Linked DNA regions of Homo sapiens: region 2 is linked to region 1. The links are chromatin loops, found by intact Hi-C in ENCODE. Cell type or tissue: B cell. All regions are shown on one strand. Links, peaks and the distances in the headings refer to the core of each region. The heading gives the core; the rest is flanking DNA. Region 1 overlaps DLG4 (discs large MAGUK scaffold protein 4). Region 2 holds the start of LOC105371512 (a long non-coding RNA gene).

What was found. A loop is a pair of places that touch in the nucleus more often than their neighbours do. Peaks named below come from ENCODE experiments on the same cell type or tissue, not always from the same donor. Only the 100,000 strongest peaks of a DNase experiment are listed, where the experiment ranks them.
Region 2: it touches region 1 in a loop (17-fold over the local background); 3 of 110 quality-filtered maps call a loop at or near these places.

Annotation. Positions count from the first base shown.
Region 1 is chr17:7,197,300-7,212,564 of GRCh38, forward strand. It overlaps DLG4 (discs large MAGUK scaffold protein 4), which reads right to left. Exons shown (of 20, transcript NM_001321075.3): 2 at 10,875-10,940; 3 at 6,900-6,953; 4 at 6,709-6,768; 5 at 6,393-6,517; 6 at 6,125-6,294; 7 at 5,894-6,030; 8 at 5,604-5,748. Among named protein-coding and RNA genes, the nearest start is that of DLG4, 13 kb to the right of the region's middle. RefSeq lists enhancers at 7,871-7,920, 13,730-14,244, 14,245-14,759. In B cell, for the core only: no CTCF peak of the experiment used is centred there; DNase peaks (open chromatin) are centred at 7,902, 7,972 and 10,418; H3K4me3 peaks cover 1,512 bases; H3K27ac peaks cover 3,031 bases.
Region 2 is chr17:7,127,427-7,142,691 of GRCh38, forward strand. LOC105371512 (a long non-coding RNA gene) reads left to right here and starts at 3,821. Exons shown (of 3, transcript XR_934191.3): 1 at 3,821-3,902; 2 at 9,812-10,372; 3 at 13,252-13,337. It overlaps LOC124903910 (a long non-coding RNA gene), which reads right to left and starts at 15,198. Exons shown (of 2, transcript XR_007065600.1): 1 at 15,049-15,198; 2 at 14,823-15,017. It also overlaps the pseudogene RPL7AP64. RefSeq lists enhancers at 3,532-4,069, 6,200-6,309. In B cell, for the core only: CTCF peaks have their summits at 6,227 (motif pointing right), 9,012 (motif pointing left) and 9,221; DNase peaks (open chromatin) are centred at 3,395, 5,525, 6,215, 8,995 and 3 weaker places; H3K4me3 peaks cover 2,115 bases; H3K27ac peaks cover 3,823 bases; H3K27me3 peaks cover 1,120 bases.

The DNA.
Region 1 (15,265 bases), core at 4,802-12,801:
CAGGGATGGGGAAGTCAAAGGGAGCATTAATATTACGCTTTGGGGGTTTTCTCTGGGTTCCTGTGTCACTCGAATCTCTTAATCCATAAAATTCTTCTCCCTCTTTTTTCCCCCCACCTCTCTGCCATCCATTCGTTGAAAAAACTAGGTCATTTGTCTAAAAGAATTTCCCACATTCTATGAGGGAAATTCTTTTGTTTTTTTGGGGTTTTTTTGAGAAGGAGTCTCAGGCTGGAGTGCAGTGCCGTGATCTTGGCTCACTGCAGCCTCTGCCTCCCAGGTTCAAGTGATTCTCATGCCTCAGCCTCCCAAGTAGCTGGGATTACAGGCGCGCGCCACCATGCCCAGCTAATTTTTGTATTTTTAGTAGAGACAGTGTTTCACCATGTTGTCCAGGCTGGTCTGGAACTTCTGAACTCAAATGATCCACCCGCTTATGCCTCCCAAAGTGCTGGGATTACAGGCATGAGCCACCTTGACCAGCCTATGAGGGAAATTCTAACAGGGAAATTACTGCTTACCCTCCTGTGGTTTGTTTAGCCTATGCCTCTGCCCCTGTATCTCCTGTAAACTGGCAGTTCATTCTGGAGGCTTGATCAGTTTCAAGTTCAATTCAGAGTTTTTTTTAGTAACTCCTGTATACTTCATAGGTAGCGCTACGTTCTTCCTACAGCATCACCACAGGATGCAATAATGCCTGGTTGTCTTTCTGTCAGGTAAGATTAATGGTAGGTTCAGGGTCATCAGCCCAGTCCATCCATTATCTAGCGCCCCATCAGCCTTTCAGGTAAGTTTTAGCCACACTGACAATCACCGCCTGGTTCTGATAAGTATCAAGGACTGCAAAATGGTGGTGATTGTCATTTACTAGTGGGAATTCTTCTGTAAAAAAGAAAAATCTCGACCAGGCACGATGGCTCATGCCTGTAATCCCAGCACTGTGGAGGCCAAGGCAGGCAGATCACTTGAGGTTAAGACTTTGAGACCAGCCTGGCTAACATGGTGAAATCCCGTCTCTACTAAAAATACAAAAATAGGCTGGGCGTGCTGGCTTACGTCTATAATCTCAGGTACTCGGGAGGCTGAGGCAGGAGAATTGCTTGAACCCAGGAGGCGGAGGTTGCAAGGAGCCAAGATTGTGCCACTGCACTCCAGCCTGGGTGACAGAGCGAGACTCCCTCTCAAAAAAAAAAAAAAAAAATTCCTCCAGCTTGGGTAACATGGTGAAACCCTATCTCTACAAAAGACAAAAGTTGAAAGTTAGCTGAGGCTGGGCGCAGTGGCTCACGCCTGTAATCCCAGCACTTTGGGAGGCCGAGGCAGGTGGATCACAAGGTCAGGAGTTCAAAACCAGCCTGGCCAAGATGGTGAAATCCCATCTGTACTAAAAGTACAAAAATTAGCTGGGCGCAGTGGCAGGGCCCTGTAATCCCAGCTACTCGGGAGGCTGAGGCAGGAGAATTGCTGGAACCCGGGCGGCAGAGGTTGCAGTGAGCCAAGATCGTGCCACTGCACTCCAGCCTGGGTGACAGAGTGAGACTCCATCTCAAAAAAAAAAAAAAAAAAGTTAGCTGAGCATGATGGCACTCGCCTGTAATCCCAGCTACTCGGGAGGCTGAGGTGGGAGGATCGCTTGAGCCCAGGAGGCGGAAGTTGCAGTGAGCCAAGATCACACCACTGCACTCCAGCCTGCTGGGTGACAAAGCAAGACCTGCCTCCAACAAAAAAAAAGCAAAAACAAAAACAAAAAAACAGCCCTATGTCAACCTGTTGGTTACTCTCTGAGGTAGCTGGTACATGAAAGGGAGGATAAATGCATGCCTCTCTCTGCATGCCTCTTTCCATTCATTCACCAATTTCAGAATGAATGAGATTGCCTAGCATCCTCCAATTTTTTTTTTAATTATTTATTTTTTTGGGATGGAGTTTCACTCTTGTCGCCCAGGCTGGTGTGCAGTGGTGCGATCTTGGCTCACTGCAACCTCTGCCTCCCAGGTTCAAGGGATTCTCCCACCTCAACCTCTCCAGCAGCTAGGATTACAGGCACCCACCACCACGCCTGGCTAATTTTTTGTATTTTTAGTAGAGACGGGGTTTCGCCATGTTGGGCGGGCTGGTCTCGAACTCCTGACCTCAGGTGATCCGCCTGCCTCAACCTCCCAAAGTGCTGAGATTACAGGCATGAGCCACCGCGCCCAGCCAAAATATTTTTAAGTATTATTATGATCTTAAAGATTTTAATATATTTAACGAGTTTTCACTGGACAGTAGAAGCACCTTCAGTTTGGATCCTGTGTCTTTGCTGAGACCCTATTAGTCCTGGATACCTTCCTTGCTCTCTAGTATGAAAGAAGTTAGAAGCTCATCTTACAGATTTATTGCCAAAGATTTTAAATTGGCTGGGCACGGTGGCTCAGGCCTGTAATCCCAGCACTTTGGGAGGCCGAGGTGGGGGGATCATGAGGTCAGGAGATCAAGACCATCCTGGCTATCACGGTGAAACCCCATCTCTACTAAAATATACAAAAAAATTAGCCAGGCGTGGTGGTGGGCACCTGTAGTCCCAGCTACTCGGGAGGCTGAGGCAGGAGAATGGCATGAACCCGGGAGGCGGAGCTTGCAGTGAGCCAAGATCGTGCCACTGCACTCCAGCCTGGGCGACAGAGCGAGACTCCGTCTCAAAAAAAAAAAAAAAAGAAAAGAAAAAAAAAGATTTTAAATTGACCCTTCTTCCAAGGAGCCCAGGTTCCTTTTGTTAGGTTATGGTATTTAGGAATAGTACCACATGATTTTAATATGGTTTTACAGTATTATTTCATATTTTGTAGGGGCTGCCACACCTCATTATTTGTTTCCAAAATGTCTTAGCTTTTCCACACAAATTTTTCCAGTCAAACTTTAGTGTCAACCTTCCAAGTTCCCAGTAGGGAAACAACATTAAAATTCTGATTAGGATTGAATGGAATGTAGATTAATTTGGAGCCGGTTGAGATCTTTAGCATATTAAGTTTTTCCATCCAGAGACACGGTGTGACTCCTCACCCCTTCCAGTCTTGTTTTATGTCTTTCAGTAAAGTTTTGTCATTTTCTTCATACAAATCTTACATTTCTTGTCAAGTTTCTATTTCTAATAATTTTATAGAAATTTTTTCTATGGCAAAAGGGGGCTTTTTATTCACTACATTTTCTTATTGCTGGGAAGTTACTAATTCCTGTTATTTATCTTACAAATAGCCACATTCCTTTTTTTTTTTGTCGTTTTTTGAGACAGAGTTTCACTCTTGTTGCCCAGGCTGGAGTGCAATGGCGCGATCTCAGCTCGCCGCAACCTCCGCCTCCCAGGTTCAAGCAATTCTCCTGCCTCAGCCTCCTGAGTAGCTGGGATTGCAGGCATGCACCACCATGCCCGGCTAATTTTGTATTTTTAGTAGAGATGGGGTTTCTCCATGTTGGTTAGGCTGGTCTCGAACTCCCAACCTCAGGTGACTCACCCATCTCGGCCTCCCAAAGTGCTGGGATTACAGGCATGAGCCACCGGCGCGCCCAGCCTGTTTTGGTTTTTTTTTTTTTTTTTTTTTGAGATGGAGTCTCGCTCTATCGCCCAGGCTGGAGTGCAGTGGTGAGATCTTGGCTCACTGCAAGCTCCGCCTCCCAGGGTCAAGGAATTCTCCTGTCTCAGCCTCAGGATTAGCTGGTATTACAGGCGCTCGCCACCACACCCAGCTAATTTTTTTTTGTATTTTTAGTAGAGACAGCGTTTCTCCATGTTGGCCAGGCTGTTCTCAAACTCCTGACCTCAGGTGATCCGCCCGCCTTGGCCTCCCAAAGTGTTGGGATTACAGGCATGAGCCACCTCGCCCAGCCAACAAATAGCCACATTCTTAACTTTGCATATTTTTCCAGTTAATTCACTTAGATTTTGATCTAGATGCACAGTAGTATAATTTACAAATAGAGATAACTTTTGTTTTTCCCTTCCAAATGTAACTATTCTCCTTGTCTTGTTACACTGTCTGAAATCTCTAAAGCAGTGATTCTCAACCACCATAATTTCGCTGGGGCAATTCTGTCATAACATTTTTTAATTGTTATGACTGAGGGGGAGGAGTACCATTGTCATCTGATAGACAGAGGCCAGGGATGCTGCTTAATATCCCACAAGGCACAGAACAACCCCCCACAATGAAGAGTTATTGGGTCCAAAAATGTCAGGAGTAACACTGAGAAACCCTGCTCTAAAGCAATGAAGAATAATAGCAGTGGGAAGAGGCATCCCTGCCCTCTTTGTAAGTTAACGGAGGCCGGGCGCGGTGGCTCACGCCTGTAATCTCAGCACTTTGGGAGGCCGAGGAGGGCAGATCACCTGAGGTCAGGCATTCGAGACCAGCCTGGCCAACATGGTGAAACCCTGTCTCCACTAAAACTACAAAAATTAGCCAGGCGTGATGGTGGGCACCTGTAATCCCAGCTACTCGGGAGGCCGGGGCAGCAGAATCACTTGAACCTGGGAGGCAGAGGTTGCAGTCAGCTGAGATCACACCACTGCACTCCAGCCTGGGCAAGAAGAGCGAAACTCCATTTCAAGAAAAAAATTAAAATTAAATTAAAAAATAAGTTAATGGACACACTGCTAAAATTGTATCATTATAAAATGTTTGTTACTGGTTCCTGATAACTAGTCTTCACCATCTTAAGGAAAATTTCTGTGTTCCTAGTTTACTAAAAGCTTTCATCCAAAAGAGATGGTGAATTTCACCAAATGCCTTTTTCACGTCTATTTAAGATAATCACATCGTTTTCTCCTCTCGCTCTGTCACCCAGTCTGGTGGGCAGTGGCGCAATCATTGGCTTACTGCAGCTTCCAACTCCTCGGCTCAAGCGATCCTCCAGCCTCAGCCTCCCAAGTAGCAAGGAGTATAGGCACGTGCTAATTTTTTTAATTTTTTTAGAGACAGGATCTCGCTTTGTTGCCTAGGCTGGTCTCAAATCCCTAGCTGGTCTCAAATCCTCCCACTTTGGCCTCCCAAGTGCTGGGATTACAAGCATGAGCCACCACACTTAGCCTCCCGTAACGTTTTAATATATGAATCATATTAAGAGATTTCCTAATATTGAGCCATCTTTAGTTTTCTGAAACAAACCCTATGTTATTCCCTTAACATGCTGCCATGTTTGCTTTGCTACTATATTATTGTAAACTCTTGTATCTCTATTCAGAAGCAAAACGGGTCTATACTCTCCTTATTTTACACTATCCTTGTGACCATTCGAACTGGCCTTATAAAATGAAATGTGAAATCTTTTATCTTTTCCTGTACTCTGGAAGAGCAGAAGAATTATCTATTCCTTGAGAATTTCACAAAATTAGCCATAAAACCAACCAGGCTTTGTGCCTTCCAGGAGAGAGATCGTTGACGATCTTTTCTAGTTCTTTTATGGTAATTGATTTTCCATCTCTTCTCCAACAACAGCAAGGATCAGAGGTTGTGGCTATTTCATAGGGAATATCTGAAGAGGGACAGCTACAGGGATGTCGTGGGACTGCATGTCATGGGTTAAACGGGATGGGTCATGGGGAACTTTGGTGTTTGAAGGGCTCTCACAGGTTGTGATGTCTGGGGGAGCATAGCTGTCACTCAGGTAGGCATTGCTGGGCTTGGCCACCTTTAGGTAGACAACATCATACGTGTTCTTCAGGGCTGCCACAGCATCTTCATGCATGACGTCCTCTAGCCCCACACTGTTGACCTGGAGTCAAGGAAAGCAAAGCTCAGACAAAGCCACAAATGGCCCAAGACAGAAGCACTGGGGTGAAGTGATGAACTTGGGCCTGCCAGGGCTAGTAGGTGAGACCCAAATCTGGGCTAGAAAATGGGCTAGATGGAGTCCTCACCGCCAGGATCTTGTCTCCAATCTGCAACCTCCCATCCTTGTGGGCAGCACCCCCTTCGATGATCTTTGTTACATAGATGCTATTATCTCCTGGGATGTGCTGGTTCCCTACGCCCCCTGCGATGCTGAAGCCAAGACCTGGATGGAGGGGAGGCCAGAGGTGGGTGCCCAGGAAGCAGGCTTGGGGGCACAGGACAGTTGGGATGGGGGTGGGAACAAAATGAGTTACTACCTTTAGGCCCCTTGATGAGCTTGATCTCCATGACCTTCTCAGCCGGGGGCTTCCGGCGCATGACATAGAGGCGAACGATGGAGCCTGCCTCTTTGAGGGCTTCCACCGCCGCTGAGTGGGTCACCTCGCGCACGTCCACTTCATTTACAAACAGGATGCTGTCGTTGACCCTGGGAGCAGCAAGGTGGGCCTGAGCCAAGAGCTTCCTGCTGCCCTGGCCCTCCCTCTCCAGGGACCAAGCAACCTAACCCCTGTCTCCTCTCCCCACCTGAGGCGGCCATCCTGGGCCGCAGCCCCACCAGGAATGATCTTGGTGATGAAAATGGATGGGTCGTCACCGATGTGTGGGTTGTCAGTGCCACCTGCGATGCTGAAGCCCAGACCTGAGTTACCCTGGGTGAAGGAGGGGAAGAGGGTCAGCTCCCCTCACTGCCCAAGTCTGGCAAGGCAAGTGGGGTGGGAAATGGCTTGGAGCAGCCAGAGGAGGAAGGCACAGGGTGAGGGGCTAGCCACCCAGACCACATGGCAGAAAGAAAGGTACAGACGGGAGGCCACGGGGACTGCCGATGGAGGAGCCTGCTCACCCTTTCCAATGTGATTTCCTCGTATTCCATCTCCCCCTCGGTCCCGTTCACCTGCAACTCCAGCACGGGACAGAAACACAAAAGCAGTGAGACAGACATTCCTGTCTGACCACCTGCCCGTCATCTGCTGCCCTCCCTTACTCCCTCCTTCCTTCTGCAATGGCCCCAGCCCCAAAATCTAAACAACTCACATATCCTGGGGCTTCTAGGGTATCTGTGTTGACAATCACTGGGGGAGAATTGGCCTGTTTGGGAAAACAAGAGACAAAAAGCAGCCTGAGCCTTGACTCGAGAGGGAGCCCATAACGGAGGGTCCCATCAGCGTGGCTACCCTTTCAGCCTCTTAGCCAAGCCCACTCCGCCACCCTGAGAGCTGCTCAAGGGCCCAGCCTCAATCCACATCACACACACGCACACGCGTGCACATGCGCACGCGCACACACACGCACAGATGCACACGCGCAAGGATCTAACTCTGCCCAGCCCGGGGCCCCCTGCATGTGGAAGGAGGTGTAGGAGAAGCGGGAAGGGAGACAGCCAGACGGAGAGGGGAGCAGCAGATGGCAAAGAGTGGGGAGAGGGGGGTAGGCTTGGGGGAAGGGAGCTTCTCACCGGATGTAACACCACAGGGTGTTACATGCCTTATGTGCTACACATGGACACCCCAGGGATCATGTCCACCGGGTCCTGGTCCCCATTTCCTGCCCCATCCCCCCAACCCCCCATATCTACCCAGATATTTTCATAACCCTCCCCTAGACTTGCCCCTCACTTTCACAGACATTTGCCCTAAACCCTGCACCCCGGGAATCCGGGGTTCCCCAGCTGCAGGCCCCTCCCTCGGTCTCACCAACCAGCCGTCCAATCCACCCCTTCCTCTAAGGACCGTGTTGCCTAGCAACGGTATCTAGGACCAGTCAAGACCCGGGGAGACCCACCTCCAGGAGGCCCTGTCGTCAGGACAACAGGGGGGTGGGGCGTGGCCTGGGGCCGACCAAACTCCTGAGCGCAGAAGGGATCCGCTAGCCCCGCCTCTCCTGCCCTGGGCCCCGCCCCACGTTAGCCAGGCCGAGAGGAGGCCGGGCTGAAGAGGTTTGTGGGCGCAGCGCATCCTGAATAACCTGCCTTCCTCGCTCCCCTACGCCCCTCACCCTACGCAGTGCAAAGGACGTCAGGAACTGGGAGTGGTGAAAGACATCCGGGTCCTATCCCGCTCATCTACTCCCTCCCCCCACTTCATTCGGGAAAGGGTTAAAGTGGGGCGTGCCCAGGTCCCTGACGTCAATCGCCTGGTCTCTAGACTCCCAGGCGGGGCCCGCTTTAGCCCGGTCCTAGGGGCTTCCCCAATTGCCAGGGCAACCGAAGCCACGTCTCTATGGCAATGGGGGGAGGCCGCCAAGAGCCTCCTTCCGGGGTCCCCAACCTACTTCCTCCTTAAAGAAACATGTATTTGCAGTCGCCCAAGCGCAAGGATTCCCCAGTCTCCTTCCCGCTCTCCCCGTCCAAAGGGGTCCCTCCCCTCTCCTACTGCTATTTCTCAAGCCTACAAACTACCGACCATTTTCAAGCTGTATCACAGATTTCACACCCATAAATCTATTAACACCACCCTCCAACCCTTCACATATCAGCAAATGCTGTTGTCCAACCAACAGTCACTGACTGCCAAAATCTCATCCACGTGTTCATCCCCCATCCCACAGCCCGTCCCCCATCCCACAGCCCGTCCCCCATCCCGCAGCCCGTCCCCCATCCCGCAGCCCGTCCCCCATCCCGCAGCCCGTCCCCCATCCCGCAGCCCGTCCTCCATCCCATAGCCCGTCCTCCATCCCATAGCCCATCCTCAATCCCCATCCCCATCCCTATCCTGGAACCTCCTTCCCAGCACACCCACCTTCATCCACTACGACATTCATTTGCTTCCCATCCCTATCTCTGCCCGCATCCCACATGCTCCATCTCCATCCCTGTCTCGCCCTTCAACATCCATCTTCCAACCCCAGCCTCCATTCTCCATCCGCTTCCCTGGCCCTGTCGCACCCTCCAGCCCCATCCCTTACCAATGTGGCCTCATCCTCCATCCCAATTTCTTTTTTTCCAGAGACAAGGTCTCGCTGTGTCACCCAGGCTGGAGTGCAGTGGTGTGATCATAGCTCACTGCGGCCTTGAACTCCTGGGCTCAAGCAGTCCTCCCACCTCAGCCTCCTGAGTAGCTACAGGCACATGCCACCCCACCCAGCTACTCCATCTCAATTTCTGATTCCCCAGAGAGTTTATCACCATTCTCCCTTACCCTACCTTCATACCCTCAAGATTATTCTCAAGTAACAATCTTACACTTCTCAATCAACTCCCCTCTCTTCTGAAAATTGGGGCTTCTCCTGTTCCCCAGGTGAGGCCTTGTCCTGAGACCTCCACCCCATGCTTATGGCCTCCAACACTCTCTCCCTCCACCCCCTTCTGCTCCTGAGCTCTGATCAGCAGCAGCTCTGTACTAACTACCACCCCTCAGGCTCCCTACCTCCTCTTCCCCCTGCTCAGGGATTTAATGGCCCTGCCTTGCACAAAGCATCTCTAGTCTTCTTTCCCTCACTCCTAGCATCCACAGAATTCGCACAAACACTCTGTACCATCCCTGTCTCCAGGGCCTTCCTTTCCTTGCTCTGTCAGCCTCATTCACTGCCCTGATCTCACAGTCTTATCCCTATCTGGCCCCTGACCCAGGACCTCTTACCCTTCCTATCCCCCAACTCCTCTCTTGCCAGTTCTAACTCCAGAACCTGCTTGCCCGCTCCCTAGGCTCAGAGACCTCCTCCCCATCTTCTTGGTGAAATGTCAGCAACCTCCCCCTTCCCAGAGCATCCCACAACATCCTAGAATCCCCACCCTGACCCCACAGTGTCCCCTCAATCTCACAGCTTGCCTGGTGCTCTCCAGTCCTCCCCATCCTGTGTCCCCAGAAGAGGAGATGGAGGAAGGGGAAGATGGAAAGTGGACTGGAGAATGGAAGGTCCCAGAAACCAGGCCTCCCGGGACTGGAGAGAGGAGGACGCTGTGAGCAGAGAGGAGAAAGGGAAACAGGTGGTGGGGGATGATGGAGGGGGCAGAGGGGGATAGAAAGAAGATATGGCAGAGGTGAGAACCCAAGAGGATGAGAGAGGGGAGGAGGAAAAGAGGGAAGGTGAAGATGAATAGGCAAGAGGGAACATGGGAAAGGGGAGCTGGCTGATGGAGGGAGAGGACTGATGAGGGAAAGGACTGATCAGGCCCCAGCGGCCTGGGCTGGGGATCAGGGAGAGGGAGAGGAGAATGCGTGGGAGGAAGAGAGAGACAGCATCAAGAGCCAGCCAGCCAGCCAGCCAGCAGGGAGGAAAGGCTGCAGAGGGGGAAGAGAACTCAGGAGTGGAGCAAAGCTGGGGCAGGGGACGAGGCAGCAAGGCCCCACCATGTGAAGTCTCAGGCCAGACAGATGGAAAGAGCTGGAGACTTGGGGACAGGGCGAGCCAGGCCCAGAGGCGGAGGTAGGGGGAGGAGGCGGGGAAGGGACAAGAGCAAATGAGGGCAGCAGGCGCTTGGAACAGAGCTCTGGACACAGAAAATGGAAATGGAGGTTGGGGGTGTGAAGGAATGAAGAGGTCCCAGGCGTGGGGGCCTCTTGGGGGATGCACACACCTCAACACACACGCATACAGCACACGCACAGGCACACAAACGGCGCACGCACGCACACACACACACAGCACACACACAGGCACGCATGCATGCACACACGCACAGGCACACACACAGCACACGCGCACAGGCACGCGCGCACACACACATTCTTGCTTTAGGCTTTACATCCACTCCCATTGGCCTGGCCTGTTTCTCCTCTGTGGGACCAAGGTGTTTCCAGCCCCACAAACGCCCCCTCCCCCAGACCCCAGGAGCCCAAGCCCCAAACCCCCGCCCCCAGTCCCAGCATCCCCCTCCCCACGGCTCTCTCTCACCCTACCGGCCCTTAGGGATTGCTGCAGCTCCGAGGCTCCGAGGGCCGCACTGGGGAGGGGGCCACCAGGGTCTCCTACCTTGAAGGGGGAGAGGTGGGCGTGGCCCACGACCCCGTGGCCAGCCTCGAGGTGGGACAAGTTCCTCTCCGCCACGTGCACCAGCTCGGGGGCGTTTACCTGGTTGGGGAGGTGGGCCGGGCTGTGCTCCAGAGGGGGCGTGTCTTCATCTTGGTAGCGGTATTTCTGGGGATGGGGACGGAGGTGTCACTGGGGCCAGCCCGGTGCCTCAGGCTCCAGGCTGGCCGCCCTGGCCGCCGCCTCTTCCCCCAGCCAGTGCAGTGCGGAAGGCCCTGGGGCCTGACCAGCTCCTCCCCCTCCCTCTCCTCTAGCCCATTGGCTCCCCTCTCTCCACTCTCCCAACAGCCCCCTCTCCCGCCAGGGCCTCAGCACCTCTCATCAATCCCCAGGTCCCAATCCCATCCCCCAACTCCTACTCCTCACATCCTGGGACACTGGCCTTCTGGTGGGCATAGCCCCTCTGGCATCTGTGTCTTCACCCCTTTCCCCACCACCTTCATCTTCGAGTCCCTCCAGCTTCTCAGAGCTCTAGCCCCGACACTCACATCTCCATTCTCTGCCTCCAGTCCCCAACTTCCTTGCTTCTCTCACCATCTCAGACTCACTCTTGTTCTAGCCTCCCCTCCCCTACCCCTCTGGCTGCTCCTACTCTGCATGGCATCCTCCCCGCGCCCCACCTCCATGGCCTCAGTCTCCCCATTGCAGCCTCTACCCCACAGGTGATTGGCTCTCCTTTACCTTGCACTCCTTAGGCAAGGACTGAAGTCACCCCTTCCACCAGAAGGTACTTGGTATCAGCCCCCGAGACAGGACAAGGCTAAGCCTGTCCAGTTCACTGCCCTTGCTGGTTTCCAAGCAGTCAACAGAGGGGCCCCGGGAGTCTGGCCCTACCCCTGCAACAGCCCACAGCCCAGCCAGCTAATCCGGTTATGCTATAAGGGCATGGGCTGGGGGAGGAAGGGGAAGAACAGAGACAGCAGGGCTCAGGACAGGGGCAAGAATGGGTGCCAGCCTCCCTGGTTGGGGAGGAGGGTAGCATGCTGAGCCTCAGAGTGAATTTCTGGTCTCCCTCTGCTCTTTTGGGGTGAAAGGCCCAACATGACCCCTGACTCCCTGCCCAGTTAATCAGCTGCCATCCCAAGGGCCTCCTGTGCTAGCTTAATAGGGACAACAGTAAAATGAGATTAACTGGGGGCCAGAGAAGGAGGAAAAGGGCAGATGGAGACAGCAGAAGAAGACAGCGTTTCTGCCTGGGTCCTTCCGTGTCCGCCTCTGCCCTCGCCTGCTCCTCTCCTCTGGAACGGGCCTCCACAGAGACTGACCCTCCAAGCTCCAGGTTCAGGAAGGGGAAGGTATCATACGCAGGGATCCCTCAGGAACTGAAGAAGACAGAATGCACCGCCCAGTACACATGGGTAAAAAGAGAAGGCACGGCAATCCCAGCACTTTGGGAGGCTGAGGCAGGCAGACAGCTTGAGCCCAGGAGCTGGAGTTGGAGACCAGCCTGGGCAACACAGTGAAACCCTGTCTACAAAAAATACAAAAATTAGCCAGGCATGGTGGTGCACACCTGTAGTCCCAACTGCTAAGGAGGCTGAGGTGGGAGGATTGCTTGAGCCCAAGAGGTGGAGGCTGCAGTGAGCCATGATCACGCCACCGCACTCCAGCCTGGGCAACAGAGTAAGACCCTGTCTCAAAAAGAGAGAGAGGCCAGGAGCAGTGGCTGATGCTTATAATGCCGAGGTGGGTACATCACCTGAGGTCAGAGACCAGCCTGGCCAACATGGTGAAATCCCATCTCTACTAAAAATACAAAAATTAGCTGGGCGTGGTGGCACATGGCTGTAATCCTAGCTACATGGGAGGCTGAGGCAGGAGAATTGCTTGAACCTGGGAAGCGGAGGTTGCAGTGAGCCGAGATCATGCCACTGCACTCTAGCCTGGCGACAGAGTGAGACTCCATCTCCAAAACAAAAAAGAGAGAGGGCGAGCAGAATTTCCCTCCCAAAAGTTTCTGAGAGGCTGAGAGTGCCCTAATACTTAGAGGGCAGCAGCTGCGAGATCAAATGGGAGGAAGCTTATCAAGGTCAATGGCCAATCCTTGAGTAGGATTCTGAAAATGTTAAAGATGATGAATCAAGGCTGAGAATATAACACAACTTTGGCTGTAGAGTAAGGGTACAGTAAGAGAATGGGAGAAGGGAAGTGGTCCTGTCAGCACGAAAACTCTCAAACCCAGAACACAGAGACAACTCAAATCAAGAAGCACCCTGATACATTTAAAGAGTCTTAAAGAAGGAAAACGGGCTCAGCAAGATTGAGTCTATTCTCTGGGCCACAGACTTGGAGAGAATCCTGAACTCCAGATTTCAATCCGATGGGCACAAAAAGTAGAGAAGGAAAATAGGAGAACACACAAAATAGCCCTCCTCCAAGGCTGAGCTGTCTTGAATAAAGGAGTTCTATGAACCAACAGAGACTGTTCATTCCACATCCTGAGAAGGTGGTCTTCTACCTGGGCAGTGCACAAGCTGAGGGGCAAGCCCCAGAATTGAGACCTGGGGGAAGGGGTGGAAGCCGCTCTCCGCTATCCACTCTTCCTTCACAAGGCCTCCAATTCCCTGCAAGGTAAATTAGGACCAAAGCTCCAAGTTTTGGAGTCTGGGGGAGGGTTTGAGTCCAGTGCCTCTCCATCTTCACTCCACCTCAGAGAGAAAATTCCTGAATCTGAGGAGGAAATGTCAGCGTGCACCCAAAGAAAATGGAAACATGAGGAGGGCCATTTCATCATTTATTCTAGGGAGGAAATGAAGGTAAACTTTTATCTCAGCGAGCCCCCAATACCTCTCCCTGCCCCACCCCCATGGAGGGAGGGTGGTGTCTGGCACTGAAGAAAAGGCTCCTCAGGATTGGGAGGCAACATGGAGAAAATGGGGAACAAGAAATGGGTGCCAGGGTTTCCAGAATGTGGCTGGAAGAGGTTAGGGACTAGGTTCAGTCTCTGGAAATTTTCGACGTACATGTAGGGGGGCGGGGAGAAACGTCGGGAGGGGTGGGGGTGGGGGCGGGGGAGAGTAATTCTGAAACTGCAGACTGGGGGGCTGGGGCGGTGGGGGATCAGCACCTCTCAGTCTTGGATTACAGGGCAACTAAAGCAGGACGGGAAAGGAGGACCCCCCCCATCCTTTATCCTACTGGGACTCAGGGCCCTAACCCAGACAACTCAGATGCTACTGGGACATATCTGCACCCCCAATATATTAGGGCTTAAAACAAGTAAAAGGCCTGGGGAATGGGGGACACGGACGGAGTCGCTGTTGTTCCTTCCCCTTTGGCCCCCTCCTCACCAGAGCCCCAGTTGCACAGAATGACCTGGAACTGAGGCTTGCACCCCCAAAACATAGGGGTGTGAGTCAAAGTGAATGATAAGAGGGGCGACCCACGGCGCCTGTCCACGAGAAGTTGCAACCCAGAGACCCCGCACCAAGCAGAAGGAAGAGCGACAGCGCTTGAAGCTTGCACCCTGATATTTGCGGGGGTCCGGGAAGGGGGAGCGGGCCGGAGCCCATACCGCGGCACGTACCACGCAGAGACACATGGAGGCGAATCTGTTCCGAGCCGACATGGAGAAGGGGAGGGGGACTGAGGGAAGGGGGTAGGTGGGATATCAAGGGTCCCGGGGGTTGGGGGAGGGGGAGGGGCAGAGGGGCGGGGGCTGCGGCGGCCGCGGCAACTGGAGGCTGCGGCGGGGGGGGGGGGGGGGTGACGGCGCCTGCGCAGTAAGGAAGAGCGTCACGTTGGGAGAGAGGGGTGAGGGGAGACCCTCTTAGCCACCAACTTCCCTGGTTCACGCTGTTTCTCTGTGAACTTCACTTTCCACAGTATACTTCTATTCCGACCCCTCTACAATTAAAGACAGACTTAAATTTACCAGTTTATCTCTCTAGTTCTCAGGGACCCCTTATTCCATCCCATCTAATCCCCCAACCCCAACATCGCGAGACCCCAAACCATTCCAAAACCTCACTGGACATCTCGTCACTACTGGCCTCCCAGAGTCCAGGGAAACAAACAGCACTTCTCTCACAAGAACCCCCAAGGGATCTACACTGCCTCTCCCACCAAACCCCCGCAAGATTGGTGCTGTGGATAGCATCTCCTCAGATTCCAAGGCATCTCCTACTCTAACCAGCATAGTTCTCCCCTGCAGTCCAGCCCCACCTGATAGGCAGCCCATGTTTCTTCAAGAGTTTAAGGAACCACAGAGCCTTGTTGGCCCCCCAAATTAATATATGCTAAATCATCCCTTTCTATATCACATCTATCTCCCAATCCACTAACAGGGATGTTGCAATTAGTGCAAATATTACTCTTGCTCTAATATAAACATCCAAATAACAAGTCCTCTAATTTGTTGGGGATCCCCTGTCCAAACCCCCGAATCTAATAAGATACTCATGACTTCCTAATATGCCAGTCTCCAAATCCAC
Region 2 (15,265 bases), core at 2,656-10,655, 72 kb before region 1:
ATGGTAAAGAATTCTGTGTTGTTGGTGGGACTGTAAACTAGTTCAACCATTGTGGAAGTCAGTGTGGCGATTCCTCAGGGATCTAGAACTAGAAATACCATTTGACCCAGCCATCCCATTACTGGGTATATACCCAAAGGACTATAAATCATGCTGCTATAAAGACACATGCACACGTATGTTTATAGCGGCATTATTCACAATAGCAAAGACTTGGAACCAGCCTAAATGTCCAACAATGATAGACTGGATTAAGAAAATGTGGCACATATACACCATGGAATACTATGCAGCCATAAAAAATGATGAGTTCATGTCCTTTGTAGGGACATGGATGAAACTGGAAACCATCATTCTCAGCAAACTATCGCAAGTACAAAAAACCAAACACGGCATGTTCTCACTCATAGGTGGGAATTGAACAATGAGAACACATGGACACAGGAAGGGGAACATCACACTCCGGGGACTGTTGTGGGGTGGGGGGAGGGGGGAGGGATAGCATTAGGAGATATACCTAATGCTAAATGACGAGTTAAGGGGTGCAGCACACCAACATGGCACATGTATACACATGTAACAAACCTGCATGTTGTGCACATGTACCCTAAAACTTAAAGTATAATAATAATAAAATGTTAAAAAAAAAAAGAATTCTGTGTTCACCCCAGCAGGAAAGTGAAGGAACTTAGTTGCAACCATAGTGGTGGTTCAGTATTCCAACTATTCAGGTCAACCAAAAAAAAATATATGGAATATGGAAAAATATAGAACCCAAGAAATATGGGCTGTGAGTTCAATCCCATCTGGAGAGCATGGATTTAGCAACTAGAACGGGATAGAGAGCTTCTCCCTGTGGCTCCAGGAAAATTATACTAGTGACGAGCAGCCCAGACCGCATACATTCAGTGTCAGAACTCTGTCCAGCAAGCAGCCCCAGGCAACGCCTGGCAACCCCAGGGGATACAGAATGCGAATGCTTTTCCCTCAAGAAAGTGTATTCCAGACCTAGGAAGGTTTGAAACTAAATATATAGGCAACAAAGTAAATCCAACATGTAGTATTAATACATTTGTGCCAAATTTAAGATAATCTATATTTGGTATTATAATGTGTAAGAAAATTCAGCATACTAAAAGATTTGAAATTAGCCTGTGATAGCAAATTAAAATACAAAATGAAGTACTTGATTTTAGACTCGTGCTTTCTTTTTCAGTTGAAATGTATGAAATAATTTGATTAGGTTTGTAAACAATGTTGGAATGTTGAAGAGTCCTTGAGATTCCTTATGAATATTAATTTGCCTTATTTACTTAGTTTTTGATTGTTAAAATCAAATCCTTAAAATACACCAAATGTGTAAACTCAGTTTAAAAATGTTTCTAGGCATTTAACTGCATTGTGAATGAAGCTGATTATTTAAGAGAGTTTCGTGTCTTTGACTTTCATTATTATGCAATAATCAGTGAGAAGGTAAAGTCGGTGGCTCTTATTTAGCACAATTTATTAAAAGAATAATTACGGCCAGGCACGGTGCCTCACACCTGTAATCCCAGCACTTTGGGAGGCCGAGATGGGTGGATCCCCTGAGGTCAGGAGTTCGAGACCAGCCTGGACAACATGGTGAAACCCAGTCTCTAATAAAAATACAAAAAGTTAGCCTGGCGTGGTGGCACTTGCCTGTAGTCCCAGCTACTCTGAAGGCTGAGGCAGGAGAATCGCTTGAACCCAGGAGGCGGAGGTTGCAGTGAGCTGAGGTTATGCCATTGCACTCCAGCCTGGGTGACAGAGTGAGACTCTGTCTCGAAAAAAAAAAGAATAACTACTTTTATAAGCTGAACTTACAAGAAGTTTAAGGAAAAATTAGATTTAAAATGTACTTTAACAAACTGACAATTTCTTTAAGGAAACAAAATGATAAACAGTTCATTCAGTACACAAATACCAGCATGAACATGAAAAGCTCTCCTTGACTTTAGGGTCCACATGCCAAATGGCAGGGTCCAAGGCAGGCCACCGGAGACAGCGCCCCACCCATGCCAAGACCACCTGCAGCAGCGCCACCCCGGACCCCCCTTTCACCAGGCAAGTGGACAGGGCAAACATGGACAGGCCCCCGGCACCAGTCTGAGAGGCCCAGAGGCTAAGAGGGTGGGCTTCATGCCCCGGCTACCCGTGTCCCCACATCAGGAGACTGTGCACCCCCACCACACCCCTCTCCTCTTTCCTCCTTGCTCTGTTTTTCTCCACAGCACTCATCGCCATTTGATAATGAATGTTATGTATTTCGGTTATTATCTTTCTGCACATACAGCCAGGCATGGAGACTTAGGCTCACTCAGTCCTAAATCCCCAGCACCTAGAAAGGTACCTGTGCTTGGTCTGTCCCCATAAATCTGTGTTGCATGAAGGCACTGATGGCCTCAGCTCCTGCTTTGTGCCCCTCTCCCTGTCTGGACTGCCAGCTCCCTGACCTCAGGAACTACCTTACTCACCACTCAATGTCCAAGCCCAGCACCAACCCAGAAAAAAAAAAGAGTCAGACGCATGTAAAAGTGACTCCCTGTGGGAAGCCAGGCAGGGCCTTCAGAATCAAACGTGATCTTGAATTCTGGTTCTGCCACTTACCAGCCATAAGGGAACCTTGGATAAGTGACTCAAGGTTTCTGATATTCAGTTTCTTCAGCTGGAAATGGGTATAATAATACCTGCCTCACTCGGTTCTTGTTGGTATTAAACAGGTTAATGTAAGGCAAAGTGTCTAACACTGAGCCTTTTTTTTTTTTTTTTTTTTTTTTGTATAAGCAAAGCCCTCACATTGTAGGTGCTCAGTGAAAATCAATTCCTTAACTCTCATGGTAGGTACTCAAAGAAAATCAATTACTGGCTGGGCACTGTGGCTCACGCCTGTAATCCCAACACTTTGAGATGCCAAGGTGGGTGGATCACGAGGTCAGGAGATCAAGACCATCCTGGCCAATGTGGTGAAACCCCGTCTCTACTAAAAATACAAAAATTAGCTGGGTGTGGTGATGCGCGCTTGTAATCCTAGCTACTCGGGAGGCTGAGGCAGGAGAGTCGCTTGAACCCGGGAGGCGGAGGTTGCAGTGAGCCGAGATTGTGCCACTGCACTCCAGCCTGGCAACAGAGCAAGACTCCATCTCAAAAAAAAAAAAAAGAAAAAAGAAAAGAAAATCAATTCCTTTACTCATTTTAACTTCCTCCAGTTGCTGCAGAAAAAGCTCTGCTTCCCTCCCCCTGAGCTTCAGGTGCTTGACTTATATTTACTCCCCTGGGGAATGACAGGAGTCAATATGGGCGGGCTGGAGAACCTGGCACCTGAGCCCCAGAGGAAGGCCCCAGCTTCCTGCAGCTCGGGCTGGCGGATGGGAGCAGAAGCATCAGTTCCTGGTTGGGAATTTGGAGACACCAACAATTTGGGGAACTTCAAAAGCAGGAAGCAAAAAAGATGTGAGAGAAAGGGGAAACACCAACCCTCCTAGACAGCCCCCCTCCCCACCCCCAATCACAAAAATGCGGAGCCCAGGAGAGCCAACTCCTGGGAAGGGACGAATTCCCAGTTCCTACCCCGGCCCATCTCCAGCCTGGTCCAGAACTCAGTCCTGAACCCAGCTCCCGGCTCCCACACCTCCATCAGCCCCAACCCCACTAGCAGCCTGTCCCAGGCCCAATTCTAACAAAGACAAGGGGTGGGACCCTGGAGAAAGTGGGGTTCCCCAAATCACGAGAGAATTCCCTGGCCTCTCTGCCATCTGTTTCCACTTCCCCTGGTCTCTGTCTTCCTGTGTTTATCTGCCTCATTCCGTACTTCGGCTGTTCCCTCCTCCACAGGCTCTCTCTCTGCCTGTCTCTGGCTCATTCACTCACATATTACACAGCAGGTATGTGCTGGGGAAGAGGGAGCAGGCCAGTGAGTGAAAGCAGAGGAGGCAGAGGATGGGGCCAGAGAGGGAGGCAGGGGCTGGATCACGGGGACCTCCAGGGCATGGAAGGCCGGAAGAGTTTTCTTCTCTGTGAAATAGGGAATTATTGATGAGTTAAACAAGGCGACACATAGCCTGATTACATTTTTTAAAGTCACCTTCAGGCTGCTGTATGAGGATGAACCTTTAGGGGTGAGAGTTGGCAGGGGATGTTGTTGCCAAAGTCCCAAAAGAGAGATGACGATGGTGTTTGGGACTGGAGGTGGCTGTGACAACAGTGAGAAGATGTCAGATTAAAAGCAGATCATGTCAGGGTGCGGTGGCTCACGCCTGTAACCCCAGCACTTTGGGAGGCTGAGGTGGGTGGATCCTCTGAGGTCAGGAGTTCAAGACCAGCCTGGCCAACATGGAGAAACCCCATCTCTACTAAAAATACAAAAAAAAAAAAAAATTAGCTGGGCATGGTGGCAGGCGCCTGTAATCACAGCTACACAGGAGGCTGAGGCAGGAGAATCGCTTGAACCCGGGAGGCGGAGGTTGCAGTGAGCCAAGATTGTACCACTGCACTCCAGCCTGGGCGCCAAGAGCGAAGTCTCCGTCTCAAAAAACAAAAGGGTAGATAGTGAATCTTGGAGGAAGAACCATCAACTCAGCACTGGCTGGGGAGGGCCTGTGGGCGAGGAAAGGAAGGCTTCCTGAAGAAGCTTTGTATGCTGCTGAGAAAGTGACAGCAGGGTTAACTGAGCGGGAAGAGGGGGCAGGAATGGGTTAAACGCGCAATGTAGAAAGAGGAACTGAAAGGGCCGGGCGCGGTGGGTCATGCCTGTAATCCCGGCACTTTGGGAGGCCCAGGGAGGCAGATCACTTGAGGTCAGGAGTTCGAGACCAGCCTGGCCAACATGGTGAAACTCCATCTCTACTAAAAATATAAAATTAGCCGGGCGTGGTGGCACGTGCCCGTAATCCCAGTTACTCGGGAGGCTGAGGCAGGAGAATCCCTTGAACCCAGGAGGCGGAGGTTGCAGTGAGCTGAGATCACGTTATTGCACTCTAGCCTGGGCAACAAGAGCAAAACTCCATCTCAAAAAAAAAAAAAAAAAAGAAAGAAAGAAAGAAAGAAAAGAAAAGAAAAAGAGGAACTAAAAAGAGCTCAATTTGGGATAGACGGTGTTTGTGTTTGAGGTCCCTGTTAGACCCTAAGGTGAGATGCCAGGGCAGAAGCTGAATAAACAATCCAGGCAGGAACACACACTCACACACATTGACCCCAATCCCATGAGCCCCATTGTCCTGAAGACACATCCCTGCTCCTGCCCAGCTGGTCCCTGACCCCTGACCCCTGGCTATGCTGGCCTCAGATCTGTGTCTCCTTCTCAAGTCATTGGCCCCCAGGGCCACTGTCCCTCCGTCTCCACTGGGTGCACTGGAAAGGCAGGGTGAGGTACAAGAAGCCCCATTTAAAACCATGAAATCAGCAGCTCAAACACCAGAAAGTCCCCAGCTTTTGCAACAGCTCATAAGGACTGGTGTTTCCTGCGAGCAGTGACACCCTGCAGGTTTCTAAACTCTGCTTCTCTTTGTTTTGTAAAGCAGTGTTCTATCAGTCCCGGAAAGCCCCTGGAGTGGATCACGCCTCCCTAATCTACCGTGTTCTGCATTTATCTGCATCTGCAATGTTTGTTGTGGTCTTGTTGCTAGAGGCCTCGTTCCCCCTGCCTGGTTTATAAAATCCATGTAACCCAGGATTTTTTGTGGTGTGGATACTCTACATTGAAAGGACATGCATGCTTTCTATTTTATTTATTTATTTATTTATTATTTTTATTTTTATTTTTATTTTTGGAGACGGAGTCTGGCTCTGTTGCCAGGCTGGAGTGCAGTGGCGCGATCTCGGCTCACTGCAACCTCCACCTCCCAGGTTCAAGCGATTCTCCTGTCTCAGCCTCCCGAGTCGCTGGGACTACAGGCGCTCGCCGCCACGCCTGGCTAATTTTTTTTTTTTTTTTTTTTTTTTTTTTGTATTTTAGTAGAGACGATGTTTCACCGTGTTGCCCAGGCTGGTCTCCAACTCCTGAGCTCAGGCAATCCGCCCGCCTTGGCCTCCCAAAGTGCTAGGATTACAGGCGTGAGCCACCGTGCGCGGCCGACATGCATGCTTTTGAAATACCACAAGGGCACTGGGGACTGGAAACAGGAACGGAAACAGGAAAGGTTCCCTTGTCCCCGTCGCAGGGCGTGTGACAGCGGGAATAGCTCGTTTTTTCAGAATCCCACTGCTCAAACCTCTAGGGGGAGCCTGCTGACGGGCAGCTTGTGGGGCTCCAACCCCACGGCAGCATCTGGGGGTGAATGCTTACAGCTCCTGAAGCCCCAGTGGGCGTGTGTGACGGGGGCTCTTTCAGTTTTGCCGTCTGTAGGCGGCTTGTGTTCATCAGCTCTATTAGACCTTCTGCCTCATCACAAGCACAGAGGGCTTTCTGTGTCCTGGGGTTCCTGCCTTGGTGTACTGGAAGAATGGGATCACATGTGGGCTTGGAGAATGAGTGTAAGGTTTTTTATGGAGTGGTAGTTCTCAGCGAGGTGGATGGGGTGGCCAGAAGGGGGATGGAGTGGGAAGGCGGTTTCCCCCGGCCCGGAGTCGGGCCACCCAGTGCCCGGGCCTCCTCCAACCACCTCGGCCATACTCCGCAAATCGTTCTGCTGGTCAGTGACCTGCCGGCATCCACCTGTCAGTGTACTCCTATGCCCGTGCGTTCCCCTCGACGTCCAGCCACTTCTGTGTCTGCCCGCTAGGGTCTCAGGGCTTTTATAGGCACAGGATACGGGTGTGGCAGGCCAGGATGGTCTTGGGAAATGCAACATTTGGGCATGAAAACAGAAATGCCTGTCCTTGCCGAGGTCCGTGGGCACAGGCCCGGGGGTGAAGCCCTAGCCAGAGACCCGCCCTTCTCTCCCCAGCACTTCCCTGCCCGACTCCTGTATCAGAACCAAATGGTTTTCTGTCTTCTCGACAAGATCACAAGGTTCTTTGAAGCCAAGCACAACCAGAGGGTCCTGGGGGGTGGGGGTGGGGGGGCACCATATGCCCATAGCGTGGCAGCTCTTCCCTGTGCCAGAAGCACAGAAATGAAGGGACCCTGCCTTCAGGAACAGCACAGTTAGGAGGAAAATAAGGCTGGGCACGGTGGCTCATGCTTGTAATCCCAGCACCTTGGGAGGCTGAGGCGGGCAGATGGCGAGGTCAGGAGATCGAGACCAGCGTGGCCAACATGGTGAAACCCCGTCTCTACTAAAAATACAAAAAAGTTAATCGGGCATGGTGGCGCACACCTGTAGTCCCAGCTACTCTGGAGACTGAGGCAGGAGAATGGCTTGAACCCGGGAGGCTGAGTTAGCGGTGAGCCGAGATGACACCATTGCACTCCAGCCTGGGCAACAAGAGCGAAACTCCATCTCAAAACATAAATAAATAAATAAGAGGAAAATATACAGGTTCACAAGCATGGAGTGAGTGGGACCCCAGAAATAAGGTGTCCAGGGAGGGTTTTCTGGAGAAATGGTGCCTCAGCCACCCCTGGAAGAGCCTCAGTCCAGAACCTCACCCTCCAGAGTTTCCACCTACACACCTGCCTGTCAAAAGACAGCAAACTCCAGGAGAGCCACTTGCCACAAGTATATAGGATCTAATATGTTTGTTTGTTTTCATATAAAATTAATTTCAAATTAAATATTCCTGGATGATGAGGAGTTACCGAATGGGTACAAGGTACATTTGTTTGGGTGATGGAGATTCTAAAAGCCCTGAGTTCACCACTCCACAATCTATGCATGTCACAAAATTACACTTGTTTCCCATAAATTTATAAAAATAAATAAAGCTGGGCCGGGTGCCGTGGCTCACGCCTGTAATCCCAGCACTTTGGGAGGTTGAGGTGGGTGGATCGCCTGAGGTCAAGAGTTCGAGATCAGCCTGGCCAACATGGCGAAACCCCATCTCCACTAAAAATACAAAAAAAAAAAATTAGCCGGGCACGGTGGCGGGCGCCTGTAATTCCAGCTACTCAGAAGGCTGAGGCAGGAGAATCGCTTGAACCCGGGAGGTGGAGGTTGCAGTGAGCCGAGATTGCGCCATTGCGCTCCAGCCAGGGCAACAAGAGCGAGACGCGGATCTTTTGAGCCCAGGAGTTCAAGGCTGCAGTGAGCCATGATTGAGGCACTGCATTCCAGCCTGGGCGACAGAGCCAGGCTCATCTCAAAAACTAAAAATAAAGAAATTCTGACACATGCTACACCATGGATAAACCTTGAAGACATTATGCTGAGTGAAATAACCCAGTCACACAGGGACAAATATTGCATAATCCCACTACCTAAGGTAGTCAGATTCATAGAGACAAAAAGTAGAATGGTGTGGTCGCCAGGGGGAGGGGTTGGTGGGCGGGGAATGGGGAGTTGCTGTTCCATGGATTTAGAGTCTCAGTTTCACAAGATGAAAAGAGTTCTGGCCGGGCGCGGTGGCTCACGCCGGTAATCCCAGCACTTTGGGAGGCCGAGGAGGGCGGATCACGAGATCAAGAAATCCAGACCATCCTTCCTGGCCAACATGGTGAAACCACGTCTCTACTAAAAATACAAAAATTAGCTGGGCGTGGTGGCGGGCGCCTGTAGTCCCAGCTACTCAGGAGGCTGAGGCAGGAGAATCGCTTGAACCCAGGAAGCGGAGGTTGCAGTGAGCCGAGATCACACCACTGCACTCCAGCCTGGCGACAAAGCGAGATTCTCTCTCCAAAAAAAAAAAAAAAAAGATGAAAAGAGTTCCATGGATGGTTGCACAGCAATGAATGTGCCGCGTGCAACAGAAACGCATACTTAAAAACGGTTAAATTTTATGTGGTGTGTATTTTACCACAATTTTTTATGTAAAAGGCAAAGTTTTAAAAATTACTGCAATCAGTATTAAACCTCATTTCATATTTCTAGTTTACTCTTTCGCCCTTAGGAAGTTGGGTTTTTTTCTTTTTTCTCTTATGTTCCCAACATCAGGATAGCAGCGCCACCGTGTGGTCACAGCTGCAGGTGCCAGTCTGAAAGAAGAGAGACTCCCCTGCACCCCAACTATTTTTTAATACAGGTTGAGCGACCCTAATCCCAAAATCCAAAATCCGAAAGGCACCAAAATCCAAAATTTTCTGAGCCACAAGTGGAAAATGTCACACCTGACCTCATGTGACAGGTTTCAGTCAAAATGCCATCGAAACTGTTTCATGCACAAAATCATTTAAGATAATATATAAAATTACCTTCATAGCCTGGACAACATAGCAAGACCCTGTCTCTACAAAAAATTTAAAAATTAGCCAGGACTGGTGTTGCACGCCTGTACTCCCAACGACTCGGGAGGCTGAGGCAGGAAGATCACTTGAGGTCAATCAATCTGCATTATACTTCTAAGTAGCTGAAGTGAAACATTAAACAGTAAAGAGATCATTCTTACATAGCTAAGAGTATTCAATTATTCAGCTCCTGAGAACTATTTGGCTACACTTACTTATTATCTTTCTTTTGCCAACTGGTAAGACATCCTAGCCTGAATCACAAAAACACTTTCTGGTTCACATCTTAGAGTCGAAAAAGGCTTGCGAAGCCCCTAAAGGTGTTGAGGCAGCTTGGCCTGAGACCGTGATAGCTTCTGTTTCATCCCCAGATCTATTACATGGAGTTCAGAAACCAGGACGATTGCATTTATAAGCCCCAAATTTAAAAGATTATTTGAAAAAGAGCTTCTTGAGTTTTACTCTTGATACACTAAATGCAATCCACAGCCTCTCTGCCCTAACAGACTTTCGTGTTCCTTCCCTCTTTTATAGTAAAATTAGGAAGTGGGGAGACGGGACAAGTAAGTAAGGGAATCTGCACAGGCTGAGCAACCCCACCCTCAGCCTTGCTGAGTTCTCTCCACCCAGAGGACACTGTACTCCTGCTCTGGGAAGACAGCGCCTCCCGCCAGGGGATTCCGCCAACCACCGCTCCCTGCAATCGGGGTTACCAGTGATGATTCTTCCCCCAGCATCACCCTACGGTGTCTTGGCAGCCTGCCTCCTTCACAGACTGCCTCGAGAGTCCCTCAGAGCTATTTCCTTAAAGACCAAATGCGAGCATATCTTCACTGACGGGGTTTCAGAGCCTCACTTTGCAAGTTTTGAGGCAGAGGCTCAAACTAATTTTGCTGAGAAGGACAGGAGAGCTGAGAGAAAATCAAACAGAACGGCGGCTCTCCTCCCATTCATGGCATGTAATGCTCTGGGCCCAGCTACATCTGCCATGGCCTCCAGGGACCTGCTGGAGGGGTCTCCCAGCCCCACCTGGTATAAGCCAAGCCTGCTCCAGACTCAGGATCTGCCCAGAGGGCTGGGATCTCACAGCCTGAGGTAAGCATGAGTCAGTCTGAATGTAATCTACCCTCCCTACACCCCTTCCCAGCCCCAGCCTCTCTGAGGGGTCTCATAGCCACCCAGCCTGCCTGTGACCTTTGCTGGCTATAGCTTTTCTTCCCATTAACTTTTTTTGTTTTGTTTTTGAGATGGAGTTTCACTCTGTCGCCCAGGCTGGAGTGCAATGGCGCGATGTTGGCTCACTGTAATCTCTGCTTTCCAAGTGCAAGCAGTTCTTCCCCCTCAGCCTTCCAAGTAGCTGGGACCACAGGCACCCACCACCATGCCCGGCTAATTTTGGTGTTTTTAGTAGAGACAGAGTTTCACCACGTTGGCCAGGCTGGTCTCGAACTCCTGACCTCAGGTGATGCGCCCGCTTCGACCTCCCAAAGTGCTGGGATTACAGGCGTGAGCCACCATGCCCGGCCCCCATTAACTTTTAATAATAAAACATGGTGGCCAGGCGCGGTGGCTCACGCCTGTAATCCCAGCACTTTGGGAGGCTGAGGTGGGCAGATCACGAAGTCAGCAGATGGAGACCATCCAGGCTAACACGGTGAAACACCCCGTCTCTACTAAAAATACAAAAAAATTAGCCGGGCGTGGTGGCGGACGCCGGTAGTCCCAGCTACTCCGGAGGCCGAGACAGGAGAATGGTGTGCACCTGAGAGGCGGAGCTTGTGGTGAGCCGAGATTGCACCGCTGCACTCCAGCCTGGGCGACAGAGCAATACTTCATCTCAAATAATAAAATAATAATAATAATAATAAAAACATGCTGCCTGATTACAGGAACTTAAACTTGTTTTGTTTACCCAAGCTGACATGTAAAAGTTACTAATAACTTCTTTGTCTAGGCAAGTTAGCAAATGACTTTGTAAGCACTGAGCAGCTCCCCTTAACTGTTTAAGTGGGAAGCCAGCCGTCGCCTACCCCAGGCAGGGGAGGCAGGACTTCTCCAGTGGCTCAGGGGAGACTGCCCTTCTTTGCCAGTTTTGGTTTGCAGACAGGTCACTGAAAGGTGGGGCCAAAAAGCTTCTGTGAAGCAAAGAAATTTGAGACCCTAGTCCCTTTCTTTTGGAGATCTAATGTCCTTAGAACCTCTGTGATGAACAGAGGCTCTAGCTGAAGTCCACTGACGGGGAAAGGCACCAAAGGGCCCGAGGGAAGCCCATCATGACTGAAGAGGAAATAGAACAAGTGACCCTGTGTCTTAGTCAGCTTGCACTGCCATTGCAAAACACCACGGACTGAATGGCTTAAACAAAAAAAAAACATTTCTTTCTCACAGTTCTGGAGGCTAGGAAGCCCAAGGTGAAGGTACCGGCAGATCCAGTGTCTGGGGAGGGCTCACTTCCTGGTTTACAGACAGCCACCTTCTTGCTGTGTCCTCACGTGGATGAGAGAGCACACTCTGGCCTCCTTCTCTTCCAACAAGGGCACAAATCCTATCGTGGGGACCCCACCCTCACAACCTCATCTAAATGTAATTATCTCCCAAAGGCCCCACCTCCAAATATCATCACACTGTGGAGTAGGGCTTCCACCTATGAATCCGGGGTGGGGAGGACAGAAACATTCAGTCCCTAGAATCCTGTATCAGTGCTAAGGCCTGGTAGGGTTTGTGAGGGAAGCCGCGTTTGGCACAGGCTGAAGGTGCCCCCTCACCAGATAGAGGCTGAGAAGATGTGCTTTGAGGACCTCTGCTGAGCAGGGCTATGAACTGAAGTGTTTTTTCCTCTGGAGCCCGAGGACACGGTGCAGTTGCTCAGCAGCACTAAGGAGGGACTGGGTGTGCCCTGAGCAAGCTGTCATTGGGGGTTAAAGACTGAAACTGTCACAGCCTAGGTGCCTAGTGGCTTCCGGGACAGAGCTAAGCAGGGCACAACAGGGGTAGACGGTCTGTTCCATTAAGCTTTTGAAGCTCGTTGTCTGAGGTAATACCCAAGGTTCATCGTCTCATGCCAAGGAAATTGAGGATGCAGGCACACACGACGAGTGAGTTTAAGAGCAGAGGTTTAATAGGCAAGAGAAAGAAAAGCTCTCTCTCCTGCAGAGAGGGAGGGGCTCCCAAGTCGGTCTTCTGGCTCCGAGGTGAAATGCACTGGGTGTTATAGGTGAGCTTGAGGAGGCAGTGTCTGATTTGGAGGTTTTGCCTTGTTTTGTTTTGTTTTGTTTTTGAGACAGAGTTTCGCTCTTGTTGCCCAGGCTGGAGTGCAGTGGCACGATCTCGGCTCACCGCAACCTCTGCCTCCCAGGTTCAAGGGATTCTCCTGCCTCAGCCTCCCGAGTAGCTGGAATTACAGGCATGCACACCACGCCCGGCTAATTTTTGTATTTTTAGTAGAGACGGGGTTTCACCATGTTGGTCAGGCTGGTCTCAAACTCCTGACATCAGGTGATCCACCCGGCTCAGCCTCCCAAAGTGCTGGGATTATAGGCGAGAGCCGCCGCACCCACCCGGCCAGGCAGTGTCTGATTTACACAGAGCCCAAAAGATTGCGGGACCAGGTATGCCATTTACATAGTGCAAGAAGAAGCTGGCCGCCCCACCCTAATCTTTTATTATGCAAATGGATTCTCTACCTGGTTGGCATCATGTTGCTGCTTCCTTTACTGTACAGGTGGTTGATAAGGAAAAGGGAAGATGAAGCCTCCATGTTGAACATGCCTGGCCCCAGGTAGCCTTTTCCGATTGGCACGGCTGCCGCCATTCACCCGTTCAAGCTTCCAGCTTGCCTGTCAATGTCTGCAGCTCGATTTTACAGGCTGCTCTTTGTTAGAAAAGAAATGATGTGGGGGCTGCTTTTTGTTAAAAGGGATGCCTTACCGAGGACTCTCTTACCCTCACCAACTGCCTAAGTAATTTCTTTTTAGCTCCCGTATTACTGCATCAAACTATAGCCAGATCCACGGTGACTACAGCGCAGCCACGGCAGGGGTGGCCTCTGGCTGAGCGGGACTTGTTTGCAGCAGCAGCATCTGGTGGCAATCGCAGAAATAAGAAGGCAGTCGAGGCCGGGCACAGTGGCTCATTGCTCATTGCTTGAACCCAGCAGGCAGAGGTTGAAGTGAGCCAAGATCGCGCCACCGCACTCCAGCCTGGGCAACAGAGTGAGACTCCGTCTCAAAAAAAAAAAAAAAAAAAAAAGAATTTCGGCATTTGAGAAAAGGCTTAAGAATCTGGCATTGAACAGGCTATCCAGCCCAAAAGGGACCTCACCTGCTTTGTTGATTGTTGAATGGCCCAACTACATCTGGTTGCAGTGGCAAACGGCTGACCTCCACGAGCAGCTGAAAGTGCCTCCTGCAAGTGACCGACTCATCCAGGCCTTGGACCGAGAAAACAGCTCCTCAACTGCATCAGCTGGACCATGGTACAGACCAGAGACAGGGCAAGAAAAGAAGCAGAGGCTATTGGCCCGTGCAGAGAAGAAAGCTGCCGGCAAAGGGGGCATCTCCATGAAGACCCCAACTGTCCCACGAGCAGGGTTAACCCCGACAGCACCTTGGTGGAGAACAAGAAGCCTCAGCTGGTGGTGACTGCACGTGACTCTCGTCGAGCTTGCTGTCTCTCTGTCTGCGCTGTGTCCTACAGTGGGGTTCCCTTACTGCGTTATCCAGGGGAAGGCAGGACGGAGATGCCTGGTCTGCAGGAAGACCCCAGAAAAGACTGTCACCTTCACACAGGCTCACTGGGAAGACAAAGCAGCTCTGGCTAAGGTGGCGGAAGCTATCAGGACCGATTACAATGGCAGGTGTGACGAGATCCACAGTCACTGGGGAGGCAATGGAACCTCCTTTGCAAAAATTATAACTGAGGAAATTATGACAGTGAAAGAAATCAGACCTAACCGACTCCATCTTGCGTCTAACCTTTAAGCTGTCCTTGTCCATTCCTCGGCGTGGGCTGAACAAACTTCGGGGAGGAATTCAGCTCGTGGTTTGACTCTGAAACAAAATTGATAATAGCCCTTAACCGAAAAGACTCTTCTTGCCTGGGGACCAGTCTGCCTTTGCAAGACTAACAGATTAGCTACGAGATCAGAAATTGTAGTTTAGGGGTCATGCAGACTCTGACTCTAAGAGTCGGAACTTCCCCACATTGCTCCTGGGAATAACATCACTATTGTAAAACCTAAGATCAGTACTTGAGATACTTTTCAGACCCTGCACTCGATAGATCAGCTGACACCACCCAGACTCATAATCTGACCTAACCAGTTCTGCCACCGCACCCAGGAACAGAAGACAGCAAGAAAATCTCACTTTGATCTCCTATGATTCCGTCTCCAACCTGACCAGTCAGCGCTCCTCACTTCCCAAGCCCCTATCCGCCAAATTATCTTTAAAAACTCTGATCTCTGAATGCTGGGAGACTGATTTGAGAAATAGTAAAACTCTGGGCCGTGTCACGTGCGTCCGAGTGAAGAGCCCACCGAACAGGCTTTGTGTGAGCAACAAGGCTATTTATTTCACCTGCGTGCAGGCGGGCTGAGTCCGAAAAGAGAGTCAGCAAAGAGTGGTGGGATTATCACTAGCTCTTACAGGTGTTGGGATAGGCGGTGGAGTTAGGAGCAATGTTTTGCAGGCAGGGAGTGGATCTCACAAAGTATACATGGGTGGGGAGAATTACAAAGAACCTTCTTAAGGTTGTGGGAGATTACAAAGAACCTTCTTAAGGTTGTGGGAGATTACAAAGAACCTTCTTAAGGTTGGGAGAGATTGCAAAGCACATTGATCAGTCAGGGTGGGGCAGAAACAAATCACAATGGTGGAATGTCATCAGTTAAGGCTATTTTCACTTTTTTTGTGGATCTTCAGTTGCTTCAGGCCACCTGGATGTATACGTGCAGGTCACAGGGGATGTGATGCCTTAGCTTGGGCTCAG